2 separate regions of the Homo sapiens genome follow, and region 2 is linked to region 1. A link is an interaction called in ENCODE POLR2A ChIA-PET data of the cell type or tissue named here. Cell type or tissue: GM12878. All regions are shown on one strand. Links, peaks and the distances in the headings refer to the core of each region. The heading gives the core; the rest is flanking DNA. Region 1 has its middle 27 kb from the start of CPOX. Region 2 has its middle 7.9 kb from the start of OR5K1.

Region 1 (5,389 bases), core at 62-5,061:
TGGCTAACTTTTGTATTTTTAGCAGAGACTAAACAGGGTTTCACCATGTTGGCCAGGCTGGTCTCAAACTCCTGGTCGCAAGTGATCTGCCTGCCTTGGCCTCCCAAAGTGTTGGGATTGCAGGTGTGAGCCACGGCACCCAGCCCAGACTACCTTTTGCTCAGCACTTGGCTCTGTGGGGGTGAGCAAAAACTTCAACCCTCCACACCTCAATTTTCTCAGGCATGCAATGAGAATAACTTCCTCGGGGTTATTTCAGATATTGACTAAGTTAACTTAAGTAATGTTAGAACACTGTCTGGCACCCTCAGTGTTGGGTATTAGCACTAGCTGGTGTGAAGAGAGATGGAGCATATAAATGTAAATTTAAGTTTACAAAGAGATAAATAATTTGACTGTTATGTGAGAGTCAGGTGAGAGTTACAGATACCAAATATACCTGGGTTTAAAGAGAGGTGTGACTGTTATGGGTGGCAGTGTTGTGGCCCACAGGGGCAGACTCTCAGGGTGAGGATACTTGAGCAGGGCCAGGAAATGAATTATTTTGTTCACCTTTGATGTGGCCCACATTCAAATGCTTCACAAGTACAACGTTCTCAGCTAAGCTAAGGTGGTCTTCGATACGCACTTGACCACAACGGAAAAAAAAAAAAAAAAACAAAGAATGAAAAAGTTAAACAACAGGTGGGAAGTCAATGCTGAATAAAAAATTAAGATACGCAAAAGTTAACATGTTATTTCCTTCCTAAATAAAACACATGTGCATACAAAAATACATGTATAATATTCTGATATATTTATAAATACCTATCCTTGAATTGTTTTTCACTTTTCCAGCCAAATTCCCTCATCAAATTACTGAATTTTCCTAGCTTAAAAATTATTATTTTTGATTTTGACTAGAGAAAGTGAAAGGCAATTTACTGCCACATCTATCTATATTACATAAACATACATGCTCATATATACTTTCCACTGGGAAGGGAAGAATCATGATATGAAAATGACTAAACTCTTTCTCTCTGACTGATCTAGTCTCCTCTTCTTCCTACCTTTAAAGTGCTGAACAGTCATTTGCCCAGCTTTCTATGTATCAAATATCTGATTGTTTGTTTTAATGTCTTCAGTGCGGCTTTAACTGATTTCCTGAATACCTAATGTCCACATAACACTTAAAAGCTTGTAAAACTCTTTCCCATATGTTATTTTATTGACTTCCCACAGTAATTTTTGGAGGTACACATTACTCATTCTCTTTTACAGAGGAGTTAAGAGTAGAGTCTGTGTGACGTCCCCTAAATCACACAGCTATGACCGGTCTGAAATATGGGCTCAGGTTGTATGGGAATACTACCAAAGATTTCAGAAATGATCATTATGCATTCACGGGTCCTCTGGTGCCTGGTTATAAAGTAAAAGGGTGAACAATTCAGATTTATATTTGAATCTCTGTCTATAAAGTTTTTTTGTGTTACAGCCACTTGTCTTACTTTTATTTCATTTTTGTTTTTTTTTTTTTTCTTCTATCTGAAAGAAAGCTAGAGAGTTATTTCCCCTCACAAGCTTCAAAAACCTGCCAGGCAGAGACTGATTCCCACAACCCCTCTCTGTGGTCTGGGCTTCAGGGAACAAGAAGTAGAGTGGCGGACCACATTCTTCCTCTAGTAGCAGAGACACACTGGACCACTGGGTCCTGGGAAACTTTTCCCAGGGACTGTCTTTATTGCTCCACTCTCACGACAATAACACACACTCAAACAAGCACTCACGTAACCCTGTATACAGCTGCATCAGCACCCAGAAAACGTGGCCTAATGTAGCAAAGGTAATTCCTACCGTAAAGTCCTTTAGCAGAAATGGTTCACGATGGGCCTGTAACAATGTAAGGAGTTTTTACAAAGAGCCAGGGGTAGGGCACAGGGAGAGGGTGGGGAAGGGCCATTAGGGGAGATGTAAGCGGGACACTCAAGATGGACCAGGAACTTATTTGAAAGCGGTAGTTAACAACCAGAAGGGAGAAGAATTTCACCCAACCCAGGAAATAGGAACCCGTGGCCTAACGACCCCTTGGGAATCCTGTGTCTTTAGCGGAAGGCGTGAGAAAAAAGGAGTAAAGTGAAGTATAACTGAAGCTTCAGGAATTAGAGAAAATGGAAAGGGTGCATGTAGGAAGGAAAAGAAAGACAAGGTGGAGGTTAAAGGCAAGTTGCAGGTTTTAGTGGCATGGTGATTAATTTTATGTCAACATGGTGGGGCCATAGTGCCCAGATATGTGGTCAAACGTTATTCTGGATGTTTCTGTAAGAGTGTTTTGGGTGAGACTAACATTTAAATAAGTGGACTTTGAGGAAAGCAGTTTGCCCTTTATAAAGTGGGTGGGCCTCATCCAGTCAGTGGATGTTCTAAATAGAACAAAAGACTGACCTTCCTGAGCAAGAGAGAATTCTGGCAGCAGGCATGAACTGCAGATTTGGGACTTGCCAGTCTCTATATTCACCAATTCCTTAAATAAAGCTATATACAGACATACACACATGCATCCTATTGGTTCTGTTTCTCTGGAAAACCCTAACTATCACAAGCAGGCTGTGGTCATCAAGCTACATAGGGAGGGATATGAAGCTGGTGAACAAAAAACAGGGATATAGCAGGAAGCCAAACTGCGGCTCTATTAGGCAGGCATTTGAACACTGACCTTGCTCTTGGCCTCATCTTAATTTCCCACCATTAGTTTCCCTTTGTCAACTTTTCTTATTTTCAATTGAATTCATCTCACTATATTTTATGCATTATTATATATGTCACCTTAAGTCCTTTCTGGGACAAATTAGAAGTATAAATAAATAGATTATTATCATCTGGAGCAATTATGTAAGACTAGATTTAGATTCTCTACAAATAAAGAAGAGACATGAATTACACAAATCTAAGAAAAAATGATGAAGAGATATAGATGATAAATGACATAAAATTTAAAAGATGTGCAGTAGAAATCCAAGGGTGTATGCAAGGGAAAGTAGTTTAGTCATAGGATAGAAAGTATTGAGATTAATCAAGAGGCTAAAACATCAAACCACAGAGATATAAGCAAGCAGCAAAAACTCTTCATTTAAAAAAAAAAGGTTTACAAATCAGAGAAAATGGATTTTGTGTTAGTATGCCCACCTAAATTTTTTGAACATTATATAATTAAAATATTTTCTGATGGGAGAAAATTAAAAGGTTCAAGAATGAAGATGTACGAGGTCATGAAAACATAATGCTGTGTTCTCTTTGTACGTATATACAAAGACTATAGAGTAAGACTTCTTACTCTAAAAAAATTCTGAACTAATAAAAATTCAGGTGTACTTTTGCCCTATGTCAATAAGATGAGTTGATGGGATTTCTGACTTTACCTAAGATTATAGCAAAGCACTAATAAGTTGAAGAACAATCAGCAGTTAACTTAGACTTTCACACCACAAAAGCAGAGTAAGAATGAGAGGACTCCACCCCAGCTACCCACACAAGAACCGGGCCAGGGTAAAATCAAACTCTGTTGTGGCCTGAGACACAGGGTTTGATTTTTACCCTGGCCAAGTTCTTGTGTGGGTATCTGGGGTGGAGCTACCCACACAATAGGAACAACATTGAGAGGAAGCCCAAAGATTTTTCAGGGAGAAGCATTCTTCAACTTGTTACCCATTTTTCCTAAACAGAAAGTGTCTTCAGTCTCATGCTTTTGCTTATCCCTGTGGTATTTACACCAATCAGACCATGAAGAGATGATGCTGTGGTGGCAGCACAAAAAAACTGTGTTGGAGTTTTGAAGCATTGATAGCATTTCCTTCAAGTTGTCACTAAAATATAATTTGAAGAAAATAAGGTAGACCTGTAAAAACCAGAATATGCTTTTCTTTTAGTGTCTTTCTATACAAACAGAAATATACCCAAGTTCCTCTGGAACTCACGAGATATCTTCATGATTGAGCCAGAGGGCTGCTGTGTTTAGAAAACATAACCCTAGACACAGTGATCATTGATTTAAATGTAACTTCTAAACTCTCAAGCAAAAACTTGAAAAAGGTCACACATCTGGACCATTGTCCAGCACCCACTTTATAAAATACCTTCCCCTGTACCTTGAGGTGTACAAAATCTGTGACTTAGTTTGCATTTTATAAACAATAGTTTTACTTATTATTAACATAGACAGAAAAGACATTTGGGCACCATGTATAAAGTTCTATGAATCTTTAAGAACGATTGGAACCTGTTAAAGAATACTTTTCTCAGAACATATCTTACTTCTTAAAGTTAAAACTAGTTAGATGATAACGTGTATTTAATTCAGCTCAACAGTGAGGTCAAAAACAGGAAGAGGTCTTTAAGAACAGCGGTAATGTAATGGCAACACATGATAAAAATTAATGTAACAGAATGGAAAGTTTTTTCTAATAAGAAGCATCTATATGATAAAAATATGCACAATTAAAATGTTTTGAGGGCTTAAAAATCCATGGCCTTTACTCTTTAATATTTTTATTAATCTAATAAATAAAATCAGTTAAACAATCAAATAGTAGTAAAAGGTTATGACAAAACCCAGCAATTCCCTTTCCATTTCTATTCACCTCAGCCCTGCTGCCCAAAAGCAACAACTTTTAAATCTTTTTGATCTGTCTATTTACCTCTGTATTTCTAAGTTTAATCTCTTATCTGTTCTATTATATATTCATTAGAAGCCTGCCTATCTGTGGTCTCTTTACTTATTTTTTCTCTTTCTCTTATATTTTCCTCAAATATCTGATGACCCTGGCTATCTATTATTCTTTCTAATGTTTTCTCATTGATTCAAGTAATTTTGTTTGCTCTTATTTTTATTATAAGTTCTAGGGTACATGTGCACAACGTGCAGGTTTATTACATAGGTATACATGCGCCGTGTTGGTTTTGCTGCACCCATCAACTTATAATTTACATTAGGTATTTCTCCTAATGCTATCCCTCCCCCAGCCCACTACCTCCCAACAGGCCCCGGTGCGTGACGTTCCCCTCCCTGTGTCCAGGTGTTCTCATTGTTCAACTCCCACCTATGAGTGAGAACATGCAGTGTTTGGTTTTCTGTCCTTGTGATGTTTTGCTGAGAATGATGGTTTCCAGCTTCATCCATGTCCCTGTAAAGGACATGAACTCATTCTTTTTTATGGCTGCATAGTATTCCATGGTGTGTATGTGCCACATTTTCTTTATCCATTCTATCATTGAGGGACATTTGGGTTGGTTCCAAGTCTTTGCTATTGTGAATAGTGCCACAATAAACATACATGTGCATGTGTCTTTATAGTAGCATGATTTATAATCCTTTGGGTATATACCCAGTAATGAGATTGCTGGGTCAAATGGT
Region 2 (5,389 bases), core at 197-5,196, 110 kb before region 1:
ATGGAGCCTGGAGAAGTTGAATGTCTTCCCATTGGTCTTAGTATACACTTGGGAGTCTTGAGCCTTGACTATAAAACCCTATGATAGCTGACCCTGACTCCTGTTCTAGCCCCATTTGCTGCTACTGTTCCCATAATTCACACTGACTTCTCAGTTCCCAGAACGCACTAAGCTACTTCCCAACTCAAAGCCTCCAAATGCTATCTTCACACTATTTAATCCAGTTGTCATGATTTATTTAATGTGTCTCTCTCCCCCACGAGATGATAAGCCCAATGAGGGAAGAGTCCATGCTTGACCTGCTCACTGCCTATCCCAAGAGAGTAGCACAATGCATGGCACGTAGCAAGCAGCTGATGCTCTTTGTTGAATAAACAGATTCTACAACCTGGAATGCTGTTTCTCTCTCTGCTTTCCTTGCTATCTGGTTCACTACAAAGTACACCCCAGCTTCACCTTATGTGAGCATCCTCAGGGATGCCCTTTCTGACTCATCTCTTATATTCTGTGACAGACTAGTCAGGAAGAAAATTTCTTTTATTGGACAAAGTAATTTCCCTTTCAAGCATGGTGAATTTGAGGCAATAATTAGATATTATGGGACTATCCCACATATCCAACATGATTAGGACTGCAAATGAAGATTTGAGAACCAGCTGCATCCAGCTATGAGTTAATGTTTTCTAACAGAGAAGAGATGGTCAGAGATAAAACAAATGCCCATGTTGAGATGGAAAGAAACCATTTTAATAATGAAAGAATGTTTAAGCTGTTCAGTATTTTAGAGAGGAAAAGATAAAAAGTTCTGGAAGGATCATTTGACTTGATGAATAGGTCACTACAGGGTCCAGTTTTTGCAAAATGATGGGAACAAAAGTTGGGTTGCAGATTGTTAATAAGAGCAGCATGTATAGACTCTTTTTTAAGAAGTTTAATGTTAAAAATTGAGAGAAATGAGTCATGAACTAAAGAATTGACAGTTCAGTCAATTAAGGTTTTCCAAAATATGGCAGAACTACGCAGTTTCAGGGGAAAAAATACCTATTACAGCGGCGAAGGCTGAAGTCAGTTGAACTTTTTGACCACTCACTTCTTCTAGGATATACTATCTCCTTGATTTTTACCACACTACACTATCTCTCCTCTTCTCCCATTTTCCCTCTTTCTTCTCTTTCTTTTATCCTCCCTTTCCACTCCTTTCCAAGACAAGTAAGTGCTGTCCAACTGGTAGCACTAGCCATGTAGCTACTGAGTGCCTAAAATGTATATAGTCTGAATTACAATGTGCTCTAAGTGTGATGAACCCACCAGATTTCTAAAGCTAGGTGAGATAAAGTAAAATATCCTATTAATTTTTTACATTATTACATGTTGAAATGACAATATTTTTGATATATTAAATTAAATAAATATTATTAAAATTAATTTCACATTTTTATTATTTTTTAATTAGGTTACTAGAACATAGTAAATTACATATGTAGCTTACATTGTAGTTCTATTGGACAGCACTGCTCTAGATTTTCTTATCTATACATTCTCCCTAGGCTTCAGACACCACCTCTAAATAATTGATATGCAAATACATATCTTCACATGAAACACATTCAGACATCATTGCTATGCCTCAAACCTTCTAGACATCTTCTTTTAGAAGTCTCAGGAACAGGCAATGTGGCTCACACCTGTAATCCCAGGGCTTTGGGAGGCTGAGGTGGGAGGATCACTTGGGGCCAGAAGTTCCAGATCAGCCTGGGCAACATAGTGAGATCCAGTTTCTTAAAAAATATTTTTTATAATTAGCTGAGCATGGTGATGTGCACCTAGCTACTTGGGAGGCTGAGGTGGGAGGATTGCTTAAGCCCAGGAGTTGAAGGTAAAAGTGAGCTATTATCATACCTCTGCAATCCAGCCTGGGCGACAGAACAAAACACTGTCTCTGGAAAAAAAAAAAAAAATGTACCTCATACTCAGCATGTGTGAAATCAAACTTACTTCCTGCTGTCCTCTTTCTTCAAACCTAATCCTGTTCCATGGTCCAGTCTATGTGAGTGTCATCAACAGCCTCTTGCATAAGCCAGAATTTTAGACCCTTCTTTGAACTCCTGAGCTCAGACAATCTGCCCACCTCGGCCTCCCAAAGTGCTGGGATTACAGGCTGAGCCACTGCGCCTGGCCCAGATTTTTTACAAAATGAGAATCTAATTATGTCAGCCTTCTTTATCAAAACCTTCCATGGGTTCTCATTGCTCTTAGAATAAAGACCCAAATTATTAATATTGTTTACAATACCATGTATTATCTCTTCCCTGTTCACCTCTCTTGCACAATTTTCCCCAACTCTCTTTGCCTAACTGACCCTCTTGCAGTACCTTGAACTTGCCATGTTCCCTCCAGAAATAAAGCCTTTATTATATAGGTTCTCCTCACAACTCACTCACTCTACCCTTCCCTGGTAACTTCTCTTCAGTCTCCAGATTTCAGCTCAGTTATCACTTCTTCAAGGAAATCTTTCTGTTAAGCACCCCCCGCAACCCAACTGTGACTCACCATAAGTAATAATGGTGATGGTGAGAACATTTAGCATTTATCAAGCACTTAGTATGTAATAGGCTCTTTTCTAGTGCTTTACACATAATAATGTAGTAAATTTTTAAAACTATCTTTTTTAGTCTCCATTTTTGGAACACAATTCATTATAATATACATTATTCTATGAGAAAATTAAAGCTCAGACAGGTTAAGTAATTTTCCCAAGAGCAGCTAGAAAGTGATAGAGCTAAGATTCAAAATTAGGCATCCTGATTCCAGAGTTCATGGGGTTAACTGCTACATTATATGATCTTTTCAGACTAGGCTACACCTCTTTATTACAAGTTTTAGATCTCCAGGGATCTTCATAATAGAGAAGGTGTAATTCCACAGCATTTGGGTGACTGGTTAATGTCTTTCTCTTATACCTTGCCCCAAATTCTTTAAGGGGAGGTGCAGATACCACATCTACCTTTGTTTATTGCTTAATCATGGTGCCTAGAATTGTGGCTGGCATAAAGTAGACATGTAATATATTTGGGGGAAAGGATACAAAATAAATGTATGCGTATATGAAAGAAGAAAGAACGAAGGGAAAGAAGGAAAGAAAAAAGTGAAAGAAAGTGGGTTCCATGTCTCTAGTTATGAATTTCTCTACTGAGCACAGCTTGGTCTACCACATTCTATCTTGGTTCCTACATTTACCTTAGGAAATCTGACTTTTACTCTGCCTATAATAAAATCAGACATCCTTTCTGGTATGTACCTAATGAGTTTAGAACTTCTCCTGAGCAATTACTTGATTATGAATAGCTGATTCATTTAATATTTATTTCAGGCAGAAAATATCAAAATTGTATCACCATTGAGTAATTTACCCATCACATAATTATGAATACCAAGTTCTCTAATACATCCTACATCCAGCAAGACTGGAGACTACTTTTCATTCCTCTAAAACTTCATGGGCTTTTATGCCTCTGGTATATTGCTTGTTATTCCATTTCCAACCCTTCTTTGCTGAGAAAATGTCTATGTATCTTTCAAGGTCAAGATTAAATGTCATCTCCCAGTCTTACACAGATGCTAAGCTTAATTGTAGGATATTTTGATGTGATTATACTATTAAAGATATGGCTACAATCTTGTTATTAAGGTTGGACTCTCCCCTGAAGAGTTGGCCATTCCTAGTGTCAATTACACAGGGGAAGAGCTAAGCCCTAAACAACAAAAAGGAGTGAGTCTCCTGCCTGCTCATCTGTCCCTCAGACTCTTGGAAATGGATCTCTGGAGCTGAGCTATGCCAGATGACTAGGAAAAGGCAGCATCTGTCTTTCAGAGGTAGATGTGGAGATGGGTAAGGAGGTCTCACTATAGTGAACCATAAGCACAAGATGAGCAACTCAGTCATATAAATCAGATTATCACGATCAGCAGCTTTCATACTATTAATATTTCAACACCCTGACCTGTCACAATTGGTTATGAGATGTATCACAACTAAAGTGTTACTAATAATAAAGTTCCATAGTTGAAATATGACTAACTTTTTAAAAAGTAAGTAGAGTGGGCCAAGCGTGGTGGCTCACACCTGTAATCCCAGCTCTTAGGGAGCCCGAGGCGGGTGGATCACGACGTCAGGAGATCAAGACCATCCTGTCCAATCTGGTGAAACCCTGTCTCTACCAAAAAATACAAAAATTAGCCAGGTGTGGTGGTGCACGCCTGTAGTCCCAGCTACTCGGTAGGCTGAGGCAGGAGAACTGCTTGAACCCGGGAAAAGGAGGTTGCAGTGAGCTGAGATAGCACCACTGCACACCAGCCTGGCGACAGAGCGAGACTCCATCTCCAGGAGGAAAAAAAGTAAGTAGAGTGGATTCCAGATTACTTCAATGATAACTTCCTCACTGCTCTGCAAAACAATATGCTCTCTTTGGGAGAAAATGAAGAAGAATCAGAGCCAGCTAGCTAGCTAGCTAGCTAACGGGCGATTGTTCAAAACCTGGGGGGCACATGGGAGTATGTCATAAAGTCATGTCACCTGCCAGCTTGCCAGCTTTCTAAGTAGGGTGAAAGGATTAAGTAAGAACTGTTCTAGGCCGGGCGCGGTGGCTCATGCCTGTAATCCCAGCACATTGGGAGGCTGAGGCGGACAGATCACGAGGTCAGATCAAGACCATCCTGGCCAACACGGTGAAACCCCTTCTCTACTAAAAAAAAAAAAATACAAAAAATTAGCCGGTGATGGCAGGCTGTAGCCAGTGGTGGTGGGTGCCTGTAGTCCCAGCTACTCGGGAGGCTGAGGGAGGAGAATGGCGTGAACCCAGGAGGCGGAGCTTGCAGTGAGCCGAGATCGTGCCACTGCACTCCAGCCTGGGTGACAGAGAGAGACTCCGTCTCAAAATAATAATAATAGTAAATAATAATAATAAATAATAAAAGAAGAAGAAGAACTGCTCTTCTAGTTGTATATTACTGAATTTTGTTTCCAGTGGTTATCTCTTAGATCTAGTAAATAATCCTTCCTACTCTTCTCTGCTACAGGGGATCATCCGGGCCAGAGTGAATGTGAATGGAAGAGCAGTGCCTTCTTGTGGTCACCATGGTTTGGGCAGCAGTTGTGACTACTTCCCCAAGGGGAAAACAAGTATCTGGGAAAAGGTTTGGGGGTTATAAGGCCCATGACTCCTTTCACATGGAGATTTGCTCTCTACTGCAAAATTAAAAGTGTTATTATGGAAAATGAAATTATTTTTACAGAAAGATTTTCTTAACTCCCCCTGGCAAGTTAAGTCATACCCCATCTGTCCTCCCATAGTTAGGAATGTGTGATAGTATAGATTTTATCACTTTGCAT

What was found. Peaks named below come from ENCODE experiments on the same cell type or tissue, not always from the same donor. Only the 100,000 strongest peaks of a DNase experiment are listed, where the experiment ranks them.
Region 2: POLR2A ChIA-PET joins it to region 1 with 6 read pairs; 4 of 35 experiments call an interaction of 5 or more read pairs at or near these places.

The regions. Positions count from the first base shown.
Region 1 is chr3:98,564,310-98,569,698 of GRCh38, forward strand. No RefSeq gene overlaps it. Among named protein-coding and RNA genes, the nearest start is that of CPOX, 27 kb to the right of the region's middle. In GM12878, for the core only: no CTCF peak of the experiment used is centred there; no DNase peak of the experiment used is centred there; H3K4me3 peaks cover 2,073 bases; H3K27ac peaks cover 4,708 bases.
Region 2 is chr3:98,452,619-98,458,007 of GRCh38, forward strand. No RefSeq gene overlaps it. Among named protein-coding and RNA genes, the nearest start is that of OR5K1, 7.9 kb to the right of the region's middle. In GM12878, for the core only: no CTCF peak of the experiment used is centred there; no DNase peak of the experiment used is centred there.